Regions from separate parts of the Homo sapiens genome. Here region 2 is linked to region 1. Evidence: chromatin loops called from intact Hi-C (ENCODE). Cell type or tissue: CD14-positive monocyte. All regions are shown on one strand. Each heading gives the region's core, and the rest is flanking DNA. Links, peaks and the distances in the headings are about the cores only. Region 1 overlaps CSNK2A1 (casein kinase 2 alpha 1). Region 2 overlaps RBCK1 (RANBP2-type and C3HC4-type zinc finger containing 1).

Region 1 (9,964 bases), core at 529-8,528:
AAAAAAAATTATAATAGGCTGATTTTCTTTTTTCTTTTTTTTTTTAACTCGAACTTTTCATAACTCAGGGGATTCCCTGAAAAATTACCTGCAGGTGGAATATTTCATGGACAAATTTTTTTTTCTCCCCTCCCAAATTTAGTTCCTCATCACAAAAGAACAAAGATAAACCAGCCTCAATCCCGGCTGCTGCATTTAGGTGGAGACTTCTTCCCATTCCCACCATTGTTCCTCCACCGTCCCACACTTTAGGGGGTTGGTATCTCGTGCTCTTCTCCAGAGATTACAAAAATGTAGCTTCTCAGGGGAGGCAGGAAGAAAGGAAGGAAGGAAAGAAGGAAGGGAGGACCCAATCTATAGGAGCAGTGGACTGCTTGCTGGTCGCTTACATCACTTTACTCCATAAGCGCTTCAGTGGGGTTATCCTAGTGGCTCTTGTGGAAGTGTGTCTTAGTTACATCAAGATGTTGAAAATCTACCCAAAATGCAGACAGATACTAAAAACTTCTGTTCAGTAAGAATCATGTCTTACTGATCTAACCCTAAATCCAACTCATTTATACTTTTATTTTTAGTTCAGTTTAAAATGTTGATACCTTCCCTCCCAGGCTCCTTACCTTGGTCTTTTCCCTGTTCATCTCCCAACATGCTGTGCTCCATAGCTGGTAGGAGAGGGAAGGCAAAATCTTTCTTAGTTTTCTTTGTCTTGGCCATTTTGAATTCATTTAGTTACTGGGCATAACTTACTGCTTTTTACAAAAGAAACAAACATTGTCTGTACAGGTTTCATGCTAGAGCTAATGGGAGATGTGGCCACACTGACTTCCATTTTAAGCTTTCTACCTTCTTTTCCTCCGACCGTCCCCTTCCCTCACATGCCATCCAGTGAGAAGACCTGCTCCTCAGTCTTGTAAATGTATCTTGAGAGGTAGGAGCAGAGCCACTATCTCCATTGAAGCTGAAATGGTAGACCTGTAATTGTGGGAAAACTATAAACTCTCTTGTTACAGCCCCGCCACCCCTTGCTGTGTGTATATATATAATACTTTGTCCTTCATATGTGAAAGATCCAGTGTTGGAATTCTTTGGTGTAAATAAACGTTTGGTTTTATTTATCAAGGTTAGATTTAAGTTCCCTGTGTAAAGGTCTTGCTGGGTGGGTGTCTCATGTTCACATCTGAGGGGCCTGCAGCCCTGTACCGTGGAGGCTTCCCAAGGCCCCCATTTTATACACCCCTCGTTCGACCCATGGTACCGGGCAGAGCAGAGAGGCCTTAAAAAAAAAGCACCACAAGCCAAAGCGTCTCTGGGGATTAAGGATCCTTTGCCATAAAACTCATTTTGTGTCTCAGCAGTGCAGGGATTGGGGATGGAAAAAGTCGCCAGTTTTTGTGTGTTTGTGTGTGTGTGTAAAGTGGACTTTCCACTGTAATCCAACCACCTAAGTTTATCAGGTGCTTCACTGAGGAAGCCTAGTTTTTTAAGCACAATAGCAAAACCATCAGCTCTGTATTTTCTCCTGTTATTTCATTACAGTAGCTGCTTGTGGGAACTAGGAAAAATTCTTCCAACATATTTTAAGGCCTAAAATCTTAGTTCCCCATTCTCCTACCTTATAGATTCACAGGCCTTTCTCGCCTAGGCATCATAGATAAACGTAATTGTTTGGGGAGTTGAATTTAATGAACTTATCTAACTTTGTAACCCATCTTGGCTTTAGTAACTTTATCAAGGTGGTGGCTTTAGTGAATATAATGGTAAACTTTAGAGGACGCTAAAGCCTCCTTTTATAGCGCTTCTCAACGGTAGGGAGAGCTGAAGGGAAAACATTCTGACTGTGTGGCAGGGTGATTTTCTTCCTTATGACCACTTACAGTGGATATTTATTGTACTTGACCCTTTTATGCCCTAGAATGCTGTGAGGGTTACCATGTTGAATTTGTGCAGAAGCTAAAAGCACCAGATGTGCCAGAGATGCAATTTGTGATTATGTTTGCACTGGATTGTGATTTGAACAGGACACTTATAACTAATGAGTTCTTTCTTTTGAGGTGGGGAGAGGGTTGTAAATCAAGACTTCATACCCTATCCTTGTAGCTCGGAAATTGAGGTGTAGCTTAGGCTGATGCGGAGAGCTGCAGACAGCTGGACCTCCTTACACCCATCAGACCTTGGAATAAACCGAAGGTGAATGCAGAGGACTCTGAGGTGCCACCCAAGAGCCTTTTAAAATAAATAGAAGTTTTTAAAAATGCTACTTAAGAGTCACTGCAGAAGCATGGAGAGAGAGAAAAAAAAAAAAGACCCAATTGGGTGGGGGGTGGGGGGGAGGCAAGGGTTTACAGAGTAACAACTTACGTGTTGTTGTAAATTACCTCATCTGTATACCTTGTATTGGGACACTATTTCTCAGCACTACCTGTGTCTGCATTGCTTAGATGGCAGGAAATGGAATGGCCAACATGAAAGGTTATGTTGGCAATTACTCTGAAAGATTTTTTAAAGTATTTTTAAACTTTGTTTGAAGTGGTCCCTCCCCTCTTCCTCTGCTTTTTTTTAAGTTTGAAGCCAGAAGGCCCTCCCCACCTTGCTTTATTGGTTGTAATTGTATTGTAATTGGTATGACTAAACCATAACTGTGCTGGGAAGAAGTTGTGCCATGAAGGTCTTTAATTTTTTTTAATAAAAACATTTAAATAAATGAAATGTCCCTGCAGCCTGAGCAATATGCTTCTCCAACCGACACCGTGTGTGATAGATGGCTCCGTTTTCACGTTTTGAATTCTGTTTCTTGTACTTGAAATGCCTGTCCAGCTTACATAAGATAGATTAAATTGTTAGAGTGGGACTGTCAGAGGAATATATCTTGTAAAGTAGATCCTCAGGGTATGGCTAATTACTATAGTCCTAAAGTAGCAGAGAAAATTAGAGATTGGTTGACAGATTTGGGAATTTTAATTTCTTCTTAGTTTTTAACTTTCATCTTTGCTTCACCTTTTGACAAGTATGGTTATAATTAGAATTGACCATTTAAGCATCTCTTGAAAAACCTGATTTTGTCCCACCAGCAAATTCTCTCCCAAGACTGGAATTGGGTTTGCATAGTAGAGAGCCTGTCTTCCCAGGGCCTTTTCCTAGTTAAAGAAACACTTAACTAAAAAGGCTGTGTGGTAAGGTCATGCTCAGTTCCTTCCTCAAAAAATGAGTCTAAAATTGGTTTATCCTGAATCCGACTTCCCCCACTGTCATCACTTACCCTTGCCCTTCTTTTTCCTCAGAACACCTGAACTTTTGTTGTATTATTTTGTATCTCCCCACTTGCATGTAAACTCCCTGGTGACCTTGCATGTCTTATGCAATCCTCATTAAAACCTTTTGTTTTTTTTTTTAAGTGGGTTCGTTTTCCCTCAGGATCGAAGAGTATTGAATGGAATGGCACGAGGAAAATATTTAACACCCTACTTGGCTTGTAATAATAGGTGCTTAATAAATTGTAGTTCCACTCTCCACTCCATTGCCCCCTTTCTCTCCCTACACACACACACCCACCCACCCACACACACACACACACACACACAAAGTAAATGGAAGTATTGTTGCATAAAGAGCATCTCAAAATCCTAAGAACTTTGCCCTTGAGTTTGCAGCTATAATTACAAGCCACAGGCCAGACTGAACTAACATGACAAGTAACTTTATTTAATGAGACCCTGATAAATAGGTATCTGAAGACTAAGGAATGATCCTGGCCAATTTAGTAGACTTAGATGCTGCAGTCTCCCTGCTTTTCCCCTGCTGTATTACCTGTGTGTAATATAGGTTGAATATCCCCTATCCAAAATGGTTGGGACCAGAAGTGTTTTGAATTTTTTTGGATTTTTGGAATATTTGCGGAATACATACCAGTTCAATATTCCTAATCTGAAATTTGAAATATTCCAAATAGCATTTACTTTAGGCATCATGTTGATGCTTAAAAAATTTCAGATTTTTGAGGATTTTGTATTTTCAAATTAGAAATGCTCAACGTGTAATACGAAATTCAGACTATTCTCCAAGTAAAACATATGTAGATGGTGTCACAAGATGTTCTGGACTCAATCCTATGTAAATAAGTACTTCCTAGACTTTATAGCTCTCCTTTGATTCTGTGCTAAATTTAACCATTAGAGAAGCAATGTAATGTTACTGCAAGTGGTCTACCTCTAACAGAGTTCTGTCTGGCAGTGTGATTTTTTTGATCAGTTAACCTCTCTGAATCTTTTCTTCACAGGTGATTTAAATTGTTATTGTAAAACATTTTAGGCATGTACCAAATTATAAAGAAAGCTGTAACACATCCATAATCCTACCACCCAAGTTGAATTTCCATTGCCAATACAGACCAAGCCCCCTTTTTGCCCTTTTTTGGTGATACCCTCTTCTTCCTCCCTTCCCCAGAGGTCCCAATATTTCCTATCTGTTAAATTGGGGTATAAGTACTGATTTCATAGAGCGGTTGTTCAGATTCTATGACAGATGCCTGGTATATGGTAGAGTTACACCAAATGTTGGTTTCTCTTCTAAATTGTACAGTTGTGCAGACTATGTACAGTAAAAGGATGCTACATTATAGGGAGGCCATAGATGTTTGCATTTGGAAAATTTCTGACTCTTTTCCAGCAGGTGGCAGTAAAGTGTCTTTACTAGAAGAAAAAATATCCAAGCATTAAACATGACAGGTTTTCAACGGGTACAAGTCAAGTTTCTGATTGAATGAAGGCCAGCATTGCCTTGTTCCCACTCCCTCTATGGAAAGCCAGATATTTTGCACTGTAGCAAATTACAAACTGGATTTGTCTCCCTGTCGCTCTACTCACTAGAAGTTTTTTGTTTGTTTTGTTTTTTGATACGGGTCTTGCTCTGTTACCCAGGCTAGAGTGCAGTAGCGCCATCACAGCTCACTGCAGCCTCAACCTCCCAGGCTCAGGTGATCCTCCCAACTCAGCCTTCCAGGGACTACAGGCACGAGCCATCATGCTTGGCTAATTTTTTTTTTTTTTTTTTTGGTAGAGATGAAGTTTTGCCGTGTTGCCCAGGCTGGTCTTGAACTCCTGAGCTCAACAGTCTACCCGCCTTGGCCTCCCAAAGTGCTGAGATTAGAGGCATGAGCCACCACACCTGGCCCACTAGGGATTCTTATTGGCCTCAATGTGAGAAGCCCTTCCCCAGGTACCTCCAGATGGAAGCTTACAGGATGGTCAGTCCATTTCTTAGAGAAGTTCCTGGGGGGATTGAGTATTTCTGAGTCAGCTTCACTCTTGCATCATCTGCTTTGACAGTTTTCTTGGCTCCTGTAATGAGAAAAAGGGAAAAAAATGCTGCAGCAGCTGGGGCTGGCTTCCTGATCCCACCCTGGGAATCAGAGTCTCAGCTATTGATAAACATTTCTAGCCATACCTAGAAGGAGAGGACCTTGCTTCTGTGTGTTGAACAGTTCCAAGAACTCCATGGTGAACTTCCTATGAAGAACCCTCCATAACCCTCAACCCTTCAAACCTGACGGTATACCTCATTTTGTTCTCCCGTCTCTGGCATTCCTCACCCACCCACGCTGACTGGTCTTTCCAAAGTTCATTTCTGTAATATAGGATGTCTTTGGTTTCAACAAACATTTGTAAGTGCCCCTGAGCCTGGTCTTTGCTATACACTGGGGATTGAGAGGTGAGACACAAGCCCATGGGGAAATGTATGTTAATTAGAAAAGTGAAAAAATTGTGTATATGGGATAATTCCAACTGTTTTAAAAAAAAAATCCTAGGAAAAATGCAAATGCCTATTTCAGAGAAAGAAATGGAAATCCCAAGGTGGCAAAAAGGAAGGCAGAATTCATCCTGAATGTAACTGGGGTTTTTTTGTTTTGTTTTGTTTTGTTTGTTTGTTTTGTTTTTGAGACAGGCATGGGATTACATGCACCACCACGCCCAGCTAATTTTGTATTTTTAGTAGAGACGGGGTTTCTCCATGTTGGTCAGGCTGGTCTCGAACTCCCGACCTCAGGTGATCCGCCCGCCCAAGCCTCCCAAAGTGGTGGGATTACAGGCGTGAGCCACTGCGCCCAGCCTAAGTGGGTATTAAAGTCAGTGCTTCCAAGACACTGGGTCTGGGTATAGGTGGGCCTCAGGCTATGGACTAGGGTTTGAATGCCCCCAGGGAGATAGGACACAGACTCCCGGGCTTTCTAAGATAGAAACTGAAACAATGCTGTGGCACTTGGAAAGGCTACAGGGGCAGGATTGAGGTGGTGGGGGTGGTAAAAACTAGAAGAATACTAGCTGTTGTTGCCTCTGGGTGATGAGGTTAAGATACCACGGAAGGCCCACACACCTGTGGTTGGAACACTTTGGGAGCCGGGAGTCCCAGACCAGCCTGGACAACATGGCGAAAACCCACCTCTACAAAAAATAGATTAGCTGAGTGTGGTGGTGTGCGCCTGTGTCCTAGCTACTGGGGAGGCCAAAGGACGAGAATTAATTGCCTGAGCCCAAGAAGTCAAGGCTGCAGTGAGGTGTGATTGTGCCACAGTACTCAAGCCCAAGTGACAGAGCAAGACCCTGTCTAAAAAGATTTTTTTAAAGTCACAGAAGCTGGGCGTGGTGGCTCATGCCTGTAATCTCAGCTCTTTGGGAGGCTGAGGCAGGAGGATTGCTTGAGGCCACGAGTTGGAGACCAGCCTGGGCAACATAGGGAGACCCTGTCTCTACCAAAATTAAAAATTAGCTGGATGTGGTGGCACATGCCTGTAGTGCTAGCTACTCTGGAGGCTGAGGCAGGAGGATCACTTGAGCCCAGGGGTTCAAGGCTGCAGTGAGCTATGATAGTGCCACTGCACCCCAGACTGAGCAACAGAGTGAGACCCTGTCTGTAAAAGAAGTTGTTATTAATTGAAAAAAAGATTTAACAGGCTGGGTGCAGTGGCTCACACCTGTAATCTCAGCACTTTGAGAGGTGGAGGCGGGCGACTCACTTGAGCTCAGGAATTCAAGGCCGGTCTGGGAAACATGATGAAACCCTCTCTACAAAAAATACACAGATTAGCTGGGCATGGTGGTGCATGCCTGTAGTCCCAGCTACTTGGGAGGCTGAGATGGAGGAATCAATTGAGCCCAGGAGGTTGAGGCTGCAGTGAGCCATGATTTCACCACTGCACTCCAGCCTGTGCAACATAGGGAGACCCCGCCTCCAAAAAAAAAAGTAACAGAAAAACTCACTAGGTGCCGGGCATGGTGGCTCACGCCTGTAATCCAACACTTTGGGAGACCAAGGCGAGTGGATCACCTGAGGTCAGGAGTTTGAAACCAGACTGAACAACATGGTGACACCCTGTTTCTACTAAAAAATACAAAAATTAGCTGGGCTTGGTGACGTGTGCCTGCAGTCCCAGCTACTTGGGAGGCTGAGGCAGGAGAATTGCTTGAGCCTGGGAGGTGGCGGTTACAGTGAGCTGAGATCACGTCAGTGTACTCCAGCCTGGGTGACAGAGCCAGACTCCATCTAAAAGTAAAAAAGAAAAACTCACTAGGAAGGAATCTTGAAGTCTTGGAGAAGAGAGAATGGTCCATGAGGCCTCAGAGGAGGGGCTGCCTGAACTGGCGAGGGAGAGGCCCAGCCTAACAAGTTTCAGCTGCCAAGGCCCATGCCTGGGATCAGAACCCTGTCTCCTGGCTCAATTTTGCTTGTGGGGCTGCTTTTGCACAGCTATGTTGCCAGGAATCTGTCCAGGTTCCTAGCCAGTCATTGCAGACAAATTTTTTCTTTCTTTTGCTTTTGTTCTCTGTCTAGTCTTAGTCTCACAAATTTCTAAGGCAACTGTATGTAGTTCAGCTGATCTAGATCAAGTTCAGCCCAAGCAGCTGTTTTTCAGGTTGTGGGTCGGCTGGGCTGGACACCTCCATGTGAATTGGATTCAGGTTTGCCCAATGTGGCAGAAGTTGCAGCAGCTACTCAGGGCGTGCTCTTCTCATGAATCACAGAAACTTAGAAGAGACCAAATGGAATCACACAAGCACATTTCAAGCCTCTGCTGTGTCACAAGCACCATCATCCCATTGGCGAAAGCAAATCACATAGCCAAGCCCAACATCAGTGCAGTAGGGAAGCATAGAGCCTGTGTTGGGAAAACTTTATGAGGTTATATGGCAAAGGGTGTGTATGTTTAGTCTTATTACAGGGGAATGAAGAAACAAACCAATAATGCAATCAGCCATACTATTCATATATATCAGTAGGAACAGAAGGCAACCACATATAACATCTATGTATATATATATGTGTGTGTGGAAAGGATTACACCAACTTTTTTTTTTTTTTTTTGAGTCAGAGTCTTAACTCTGTCACCCAGGCTGGAGTGCGGTGGCATGATCTCAGCCCACTGCAACCTCCACCTCCCAGGTTCAAGCGATTCTCCTGCCTCAGCCTCCCAAGTAGTTGGGATTATAGGCACATGCCACCACACCCAGATAGTTTTTGTATTTTTACAAAACAACAGGGTTTCACCATGTTGGCCAGGCTGGTCTGGAACTCCTGACATCAAGTAATCTGCCTGCCTCGGCCTCCAAAAGTGCTGAGATTATAGGCGTGAGCCACCGTGCCCGGCTGAGAATACTTGTTTACTTGTTTTCAAGCAACAAAAATTGAGAATCAGTCTTTGAGACTCCATGGCCAGAAACAACACAACATTCCACTATACACAGGGTGCTTCTGGGGGTCCTCGGTGTTGTGTTTATTGGGGTGGTACCTAAATGTTGTATTTGCTCTATAATTATTTGTTAAACTCTCCATTTACGTTTGGGGCACTTCTCAGTATATTTGCTAGAGTTCAAATGTTTAAAAGTTTACAAAATGAAAACTGAGCAGAGTAAGACAAGCCAAAAAAGTATTAACTCAGCAGGAATGGGAAAAGTTATGAAAGGAGGGAAAACTAAATATCATACTGCTGGTTCAGCTGTGATTAGAATTTACGTAGTCATAATGGAAACACTGAATACTGGTCTAACCAGGATTACAGTATGATGACAATGGAAAGAGGAGTGATGGGAAATGCTGGCATGTGTGGTGGTGTTGGTAACAGGACAAGCGGTCTAAGCTCTAAACTCTCATCATTTATAAGGGGAACTAATGCCTAAAACTGAAAAATCAAACAGTTGCATGTTATTTTGAGATTTTTTAAATTATTGTTAAGATAGTAGCAGTATTTACTTTTAAAACTATATTTATGTATTACTCTGGTGAAAAAGCAACTACTTTTAATAAATGGATATTTATCTTGAATGCATCCACTTCCTCCCATTCCCGTTGCCAAATTCCTCATCCCAGCCACCATCCTCTCTTGCTTGGAGTATCATAGCAGATAACTGGTCTTGATGCCTTCCCATCTCGTCTCAATTCCTGATTCATCTGACACCTGCAACCAAAGATCTTTCAAAAATAAATATTCTAGTCCAGGCACAGTGACTCATATCTATAACCCCAGCATTTTGGGAGGCCAAGGCCCGATGATCACTTGAGGCCTGGGTAACACAGCGAGTCCTCTGTTCTACAAAAAATGAAAACATTAACTAGTGTGGTGGTGTGTGACTATAGTGCTAGCTACTGGGGAGGCTGGGTGGGAGGATACGTTGAGCCCAGGAGTTGGAGGCTGCAGTGAGCTATGATCACATTGCTCTCAGTGAGACCTGGCTGACAGAGTGAGAACCTCTCTCTTAAAAATAATAAATAAATTTTATCTCAGTCCCTTGCTTAAAAGCCTTTCAAAGACTAGATCACTTGCAATGTTGTTGTCTCCTCCCAAGGGAGTCATTCCTCCCTTCCTCTTTGTTGACAGAGCCCCAGTTTGAGGGACAGCGGGATATCCACCATGCTGCTGTGAGACTCGGGCAGTTGTGACTGGTTTAGAAGTGGATACACAGGGAGAGGTCTTCTGGAA
Region 2 (8,000 bases), core at 1-8,000, 48 kb after region 1:
TATTTGTATCCTTTTCTAATAATGTTTGTAATAAACTGGTAAACATAAGTTTCCCTGAGTTCTGTGAGCCACTCTTGGCAAATCATGCCACCCAAAGAGGGTGGTCAGTCCAATGTTGTGGCAGAGGCGGCGGTCTTGTGGGACAGAGCCTTGAACCTGTGGATTCCATTTCCAGATACTATAGGTAGGGTGAGCACTGAATTGAATTGGAGGATACCCAGCTGATGTAGGCTGCAGAATTGCTTGCTTGCTTGGTGTCAGGGGAGAAATCCCCAACACATTTGGCCACAGATGTCTGTTGGTATTGAGAGAGCAGTGGAGGAAAACACAGTTTGAGTTCATGTTTTTTCCACTCTGGGTACTGTCACAGTCGACACAACTGGTGCGGGTCTGGGGTGCTCTTGGTGTGTTTCACACCCTGGTCTGGGGATCCTAGGAGCTGGCATTTGGTTTTGGATCCTAACCAGAGCTTGATGTGCCGCTTCTCCACATGCCCTTTCTGTCCACAGAGGAGCTGCTCAGCCTACTCTTGCCAAGCTTTCCAGTATCCTCCAGACACTGCTGGCTGCTGGGGAGCGCGCGCGCAGAGCAGTGCCCGGTGCAGGGCCTCCACCCTGGGGATGGGGCCATCGGGGAGACACTGTTGTCTGTGTTGTTTGTTTCCTTGGCTCAGAGGGGAGATGCGCAGGTTCCCGGGGCCAAGCCAGTGGCACTCAGCTCCTGCCACTGTGGGCCAGGGTCACACTGCCCTTTGATCTGACAGTCGTGGATTACGCAGGCTGCCCAGGGCACTGCGCTGCCTCTGAAAGCTCACACCAGAGCTGCACTCCAGGAGCAATCTATCCTGCAGCAAATTCAGGGCACTTTCATAGAAGGTGAGGGTGGAATGTGAAGGATGAATAGAATTATGATAATTGGAGAACTAAAGGAAGGGTATGTGTGGGATACTAAGAAATATTTGGTCTTTCTCCTGGGTTCCTAACACGGGTCTCCTACAACCCTTGGAATTTCGTGAGTGGTGAGTGTCTTTTGTTATTCATAACCCCTTTCCAGCCCATTTGAGTTCATGCTAATGAATTCGTTAGAGCAGGGCCCCTAGATTGCCTCGGGGTTGCTCCTGCACCAGAAAGACCAGGTGATTCGAGGGCGGAAACTTTCAATCCCAAGCAGTGACTCCTGGGAGTTGGAGTGACAGAGGTGGAGCACTTTACAAACTTGAGATTCAGGGCTGGGCGCGGTGGCTCACGCCTATAATTCCAGCACTTTGGGAGGCCGAGGCAGGTGGATCACCTGAGGTCAGGAGTTCGAGACCAGCCTGGCCAACATGGTGAAACCCCGTCTCTACTAAAATACAAAAATTAGCCGGGCATGATGGCGGGTGCCTGTAATCCCAGCTACTCGGGAGGCTGAGGCAGGAGAATTACTTGAACTTGGGAGGCGGAGGTTGCAGTGAGCCAAGACTGCACCCCTGCACTCCAGCCTGGGCAACAGAGCAAAACTCCGTCTCAAAAAAAAAACAAAAAAAACCCCAAAACTTGAGATTGCAGTGGCTGCCAGTCGCTCCCATCCCTAACCCTGTTCATCTCAAGCGTGGCTGTTCCTGCCCACACTGCATCCTTGAGGACACCACACCAGGAAGCGTCAGGGCAGGGTGATCTTCAGTTCTGAGTCACTCAGGCAAATTATTGAACCTGAGGGGGTGGAGTCATGGGAACCCCTGAATGTGTAGTTGGCCAGGAAGTGTGGGTAGCCCAGGAAGTGTGGGTAGCCCAGGAAGTGTGGGTAGCCTGGGCACCCCATCTGTGACTCCATCGGAAGTGTGGGACTGAGCCCTTTAATCTGTGGAACCTGACACTAGCCCCAGTTGGTGTCAGAGAGCTGGAAAAGTGGTGTCAGACAACACCACACAGTATGCAAGGCTGAGGGGAAACGCCAGTGTAAAAATAACACGTAACAAGTGTAGGTGGTTTGGGGCCAACAAAGCCCGGGAGGGCTCGGGTTTAGGGTCTGTGGAGCACTGGGGCCGGGCAGGATGGCTGTAGTGCTGTGGAGAGTTGAGGCTGCCTTAGGGATGATTTGGGGGTGAAGATAGGCCTTGACCTGAGCTGGGTTTGGAGGGAGAATTATTAGTGGCCTGATGGGGTCTTAGACTGAGGGTCGAGTGTGTTCCTTCCTTCCTGGCTGGGTGAGCATCTAAGTCACTGCCTCTCGGAGGCTCACGTCCATAACAGTAAAGCAGGGATGGTCTTGGCCCTCCTGGAGGGCTTCCTGCAAGGGTGTTGGTGAAATGTGTTTCTATTTGTGAAGCTGTGCTAGTGCTGTTGCCATTTTCATGAGCAGTTACCAATCAACAAACACTTGTAGCCAGCCCTGCACCGGGCCCACGATCACCCAGGGATGAAGTGGTGACCGAAAGCAGGAACAGGCCGGAGCCTTCACCAGCTAAGAGGTGAGACCCTCAGCTGGGGCTGAGACCCAGCCTGGCTGTATCTTCCTCCCCCTGCCACTGTCCCCTCTGGTGTTCTGCTGGTGGCCCCTGCTGCCAATTCCTGCTCCTCACGAGGGCCCCTGCTCCCTGGTCTTTTCTCCAGACTTCCTCATGGTTGGCACTTGGGATCACCAGGCTGCGGGCTCACCTTCAGCTGCCTGCATTTGAGCAGATTCCATGCCAGCCCCAAGCACTAGAGGAAGACACCAGTGAGCGCCGGCATAGGCCGACGGGCTACCCTCCGTGGCAGCTGCTCTTTATCTGAGCAATGGGCTTCCACTCACCTTCCCCTGCCCCTGTCCTGCCCCTGAGGAGAGAATGATGATCATTGTGTCACTCAAGTACCTTTGGGACCTCTTGCTGCTTCCTCTCGATGGTTTGAGTCCAAAGCCCTGGGGTTTGGTTTTCGTTCGGCCCTGGAGAGTTGGTGCTGGCCTCTCAAGTTCTGGGCCCCTGGCATGGGTGAGCCTTGGGAGGTGGAGGCACCTCCACCTGACCCTGCAGTAGAGGGTGCCCTGGGCCTGCTCGTCTTAAGACCTTTCACTTGCAGGTGCAAGGCGGGTGGAGCTGAGGCAGGAACCGGGGTTGGCCCTACACAGCTCCCTGCTCCTCCGCACCACTGCAGCATGGATGGGGCAGGCCGAGCAAAGCCACAGCCAGCACAGCCCTCTCTGCTGGTCTCGCCCTCACCTGTGATACGCCGCGCGTAGAGCCCCACTTCATCTTCCTCTTACGAGAAAAAGGATGGTGCAAGGGCACTGGAAAGGCCTCGGCGTGAGTCCTGGGGTGGTGAGGACTGTGGCAAACTGGAGGGTGTACACCCCATGAAGAGATTTGACATCTCTGTGACTCCATTCCCCCCAGGTAGAAGTGAGGACCTGGCATTACCAAGCTTTGACATTTTCAAGAGAAGCAGGGCATCTAGATTTTAATGTGGTAAACGATGTTGCCAATTTAAAAAGATGGGCAACCGATTTAAATTTCTAAAACAACACTGGGTGGACTGGTTACAGCCTGTGGTACCACAAGAGAACAATCTCTGCTTTTGTCTCATGCCCAGGCTCCTGAGAGACACCAGGCCAGGCCCTGGCAAGAGAGGGGAGAGTGGGTATGAGACAGCGTCTGCCTGAGCTGGTCCCATCCACACGCCTGCAGCCTGGCTCTCCTCTGCTTTTTCTGTTTCCTCCCAGTCAGTGGTTCTGCCTGGGCCTTTCTGCCTCCAGGGCCGGGGAGGCTGCCTGAGTGTGCCCCTCATCCTCTGCGACGGTTGACTGCCCTGAGCCAATGCAGGCAGTGCCGAAGGACCCAGTCCACTCACACATTCTCAGACAGCTCTGCGCACAGTGACTGGGGCCAGCTCTTGAGTCCTGGCATCCAACGGCAGGTGGCAGTGCCTTTCCAGTTGCTAGAACAGGCCCTTCCCCACAAAATCACAGGCCTTCAGCAGCAGAGGCGCCCTCTGCCTGCTATGATGATGGTCACGTCACAGCGTGGACAATGTGTTGGGCATCAAATACCAGATCTCAAAAGGGGAAGGAGGGTGGGTCACAGAGCGGAGGAAAGACTTAGAGAATGAACATCCCAGGACCCTGTCTTAGTAACCTCCGACCAGCACAGAGTGGGTTCTAGTAAATACTGCTGAATCGATACTGTGCCATCTTGCTTGAGACGAGAAAATAGGATGGACAACCCCACCCCTCAACTGCAGCAGCTTCGTTCCTTCTTGAACTATCTACCTGCCAACCCTAGATGCCTGCTGAGAGGTCAAAAGGGAGCAGGAGTGGCAAGACTTCCCCTCCCGCCCCTAAGCCCATCCTTCTCTGCAGACTTGACACACTGCACACTCCACCTGTCCTGGCTGACGGTGACCCAAGAGCATCCTTGCCCCTGAGGCTGGGCATGGGGTCCACATCTGGTAGAAAGGTCCCAGTGCTCAGTCACAGCCTCATTCTACCACAGATGGACTGACAAGTCAACTTTCTGATGCAGTTCCCAGAGACCTCAGGATCCTGCCTGTGTGTAGAGTCCCAGGCCAGGACATTCATTTCCTCTCAAGGACATCACACTCATCCCTTCCCGGAAAACCATTTTAATTATAATAGCTTACACAGGCTGCAGAGAGGGAGACGCAGAGCCGGACCTGACGGGCTGTGCTTTCAAAACTGTGCAGTCTCCTTCCTGGCTCTGAACAGGTTAGCAAGAGTTCCAAGAGGCCTCAGGCCTCCAACCACAAAGGCAGAGAAGTTAGCCCCAGAAAGCTGACAGCTGAAGGCGGGGAGGCTGAGAGTGCTTGGTGTTTGACAGATGAGTGTTGTGGTGGGAGGAGTATGGAGTCACACAGAGGCTCCACCCAGCAAGGCCTCTGGCCAGGGGCTATGTTTAAGGCTGGGGTCAGGCAGAGGTGGGAGCCGCAGGGGAGAGAAGTCTGGCCGGCAAGCCCCAAGGGAAGGACAAAGGCACTGGGGCAGATGTGACCGTGGACAACCGCAGTGCAGGCAGGGCCCCTACAACGCTACAGCAAGCAAGGCCGTCCACGAAGCTCCCTGAGCTACATTCTAACAGAATGTGGATGTGGGGCTGGGTCAGCATGTGGCCCCACCATCTTTAGCTCAGTGGCAGTTCTGACAGCTTGGGTGGCAAGGAATCCCATTTACCCTGCAGCGGCAGCCCCCGCTGGTGTCTCCTGGGCCCTAGAGGATGGGAGGAAGAGAAGAGAATGTCAGCGCAGTGCAGAGACTGCCCCCACAGCCGAGCGCTCTCCCACCCCGGGCCTTTGCCTCTGCAGGTCCTCCTGCAAGAATGGCCTGGTCAGCCTCAGCTACCTGATGGAGAGTCACTGAGGCCTTTTCTGGGCTCCCACAGCACTCAGTCTACCCACGCCTAGATCCGGGAACAGGCCAGGGAGAGGATCTGACCACTCTGCATATTCTAGACATGTCAGCATGCGAGAGGGCAGTTTCCTCTGCCTCCACCTGTCTGAAAGTCTACCTGAACGTAGCAACAGGCCCCCAATTCCAGAGCACACCCCTAATAACGACAGCTACCATCTGCAAGGGTGCTCACCAAGTGACAGGCTCTCTAAGCACTTCTCTTGCAATTTTTCCACTTGATTCTGACAACAAGCCTGAGATAAGCCCAGCTATCATCTCCATTTCACAGAGGAAATGGGGCTGACAGAGGTGAGTGGCAGGCAGCCTAATCACACAGTCAGTATGTGCCAGAGCCAGGGGCCAATCCACCTCTGACTCCAGATCGAACCTTTACTTGCTGTCCTCTAGGGCAGGAGTGGGCAAACCTTTTCTGCAAAGGGCCAGTCATTTTGGGCCGGGCAGCCATACGGCCTCTGCCTCTGTAGTGTAAAAGCAACCACAGCCAACATGTGAATGAATGAACACGGCTGTGCTCCAAAGCACTTTACCTACGGACACTGAAACGTGGATTTCATGTAATTTTCACGTCACAAAATAGTCATCTTCTGGTATTTTTTCAACCATTTAAAGATGTAAAGAACATTCTTGCGGCCCGGTGGCTCACGCCTGTAATCCTAGCACTTTGGGAGGCCGAGGCAGGTGGATCACCTGCGGTCGGGAATTTGAGACCAGTCTGACCAACATGGAGAAACCCCGTCTCTCCTAAAAATACAAAACTAGCCGGGCGTGGTGGCGCATGCCTGTAATCCCAGCTACTTGGGAGGCTGAGGCAGGAGAATTGCTTGAACCCGGAAGGCAGAGGTTGCAGTGAGCTGAGATTGTGCTATTGCACTCCAGCCTGGGCAACAAGAGTGAAACTCCGTTTCAAAAAAAAAAAAAAAAATTCTTACCTCGGGAGCTGTACAAATTCAGGTGCTGGGTTGGATATGGCCCATGGGCTGTAGTTTTCCCAGCCCTCCTCTAAGGCAAAGCCCACAAGGGCACCCTCTCCACACCACCACGAGCAAAGACTCACCCCAGGGCCCCAGCGTGGGCCCTTGGTGACCCAGCAGATCTCGGTGTGGCAGACGGTGCAGCGGATCCAGTCGCAGCCGTCCTTCTTCTGTACCACGATCTGGCACTGGGGGCAGCGCATGGCCTCGCCCTGCTGCAGCATCACCTGGAGTGGGGCAGGTGCTGGCCCTGGGGCGGGGCTGGGGCAGTCACCCAGCCTGGCCCCTCCCCATGGCAGGGAGAAGGTGGTGACCCTCTAGAGCTGTGGAGTCTCTCCTGTGTGGCTCTGCCAGGCCAGGCTCCATCCAGCAACCCCCTCTTCATTCCTGTGGTCTCCACCCTCCACCCAGACGCTCTTCCTGACATGACCATTCGGCCTAAGTCCCACCTCCGGATGGGAGTGACAGCCAGAAGGGAGGTCAGAGCCTCCAGGGATGTGTGAGCACAGCCCTTACTGGGAAGCCCCCAGCCCCCACCTGGATCCCAGAACTTAAAATCCCTAGGCCTCGGCCCTGTCCCAGCCTCACCTTCAGCATCTCTGTCGTCTGCCGGGCAGCCACATCGTTCTGAGCCCGCAGGGCCAGGTCCTCCTGATACTCCTTGCAGTTCATCTGCTCATGGATGGCCTGTAGCGGGTGAGGGACTCAAGGTAAGAAGGTTCCTCAGGGGGTTAAGAAGCTGGGAGAGGTGAGGTGCAGGGCAGGAGTCCACAAAGGCACTTAATGCCTCTAGGTGTAGTCACTGGCAGGACCTCACTTTGTAATGCATAAGCCATTTTACAGAAGAGGATATTGGCGCCAGGGAGGTGAAGTCAAGGTCATCACATATGCTAACAGCAAAATATACCTCAGCCTCCTGAGTAGCTGGGACCACTGACATGTGCTGCCACACCCAGCTTATTTAAGTTCTGATGGGCACAGAAATCCCTTATACCCCTAGGGTGAGACCCTGCATCCCTAACAAGGGCCTGCCCGGGGTTACAGGCCCAATGACCCCAGACTGAGCTTGCTCAGGCTGAGTCTGAGACCAGGCTCCAGACCTGTTTACCGGCTCCTCACCTTCAACTTTTGAGATGAAGCGGCGGGGACAGGCCTGGGGGAAGGATCAGGTAGGGCTGTCTAGGTTTGGGGTCAGCACTCAGTTGAGGACACGGGTGGAGACGTGGTATAGGGCCAGGGTCAGGCCTTAGTCTGTCACAGATTCAGTCAGAAGCCAGGGTCAGAGCTCGGTTCAGGGTCTGAGCTGAATATGGGACCACCTTAAGTGACAAGTGCAGGGTCAGGTTTGGTCAGAGGCCAAGTCTATGGACTTGGATGGGATCAGGGCTCAATGTGGGACTGGGATTCAGTCTGTGACTGGGGTCAGACTGGCCCAGGGTCGGGGCTCCATTGTGAACCAGGGCTGCCTAGGTTTGAGGCTCCATCTGGGGCTGGGGCTGGGACTCCGTCTGTGGGGCCAGGGCTCAGTTCAGGCTCAAGCCACACTCTCCCACTGACATGTAGCTCTAAGTCATGACCAGCAGGCCAGTGTCACAGCTCCCTTCCCAGGAGAACACGCACTGCAGTGTGGTGAGCTCCAGGCAAGATGAC

The links. A loop is a pair of places that touch in the nucleus more often than their neighbours do. Peaks named below come from ENCODE experiments on the same cell type or tissue, not always from the same donor. Only the 100,000 strongest peaks of a DNase experiment are listed, where the experiment ranks them.
Region 2: it touches region 1 in a loop (1.8-fold over the local background); 23 of 110 quality-filtered maps call a loop at or near these places.

Annotation. Positions count from the first base shown.
Region 1 is chr20:473,849-483,812 of GRCh38, reverse strand. It overlaps CSNK2A1 (casein kinase 2 alpha 1), which reads left to right. Exons shown (of 14, transcript NM_177559.3): 14 at 1-9,964. Among named protein-coding and RNA genes, the nearest start is that of TBC1D20, 16 kb to the right of the region's middle. RefSeq lists a silencer at 7,409-7,613. In CD14-positive monocyte, for the core only: CTCF peaks have their summits at 4,439 and 4,651 (motif pointing right); a DNase peak (open chromatin) is centred at 4,672; H3K27ac peaks cover 454 bases.
Region 2 is chr20:427,528-435,527 of GRCh38, reverse strand. It overlaps RBCK1 (RANBP2-type and C3HC4-type zinc finger containing 1), which reads right to left. Exons shown (of 12, transcript NM_031229.4): 10 at 6,939-7,037; 11 at 6,434-6,577; 12 at 3,389-5,178. The coding sequence ends at 5,098. TBC1D20 (TBC1 domain family member 20) reads left to right here. Exons shown (of 8, transcript NM_144628.4): 8 at 1-48. Among named protein-coding and RNA genes, the nearest start is that of RBCK1, 23 kb to the right of the region's middle. RefSeq lists enhancers at 4,557-5,057, 5,058-5,558. In CD14-positive monocyte, for the core only: a CTCF peak has its summit at 3,951; a DNase peak (open chromatin) is centred at 3,917; H3K27ac peaks cover 496 bases.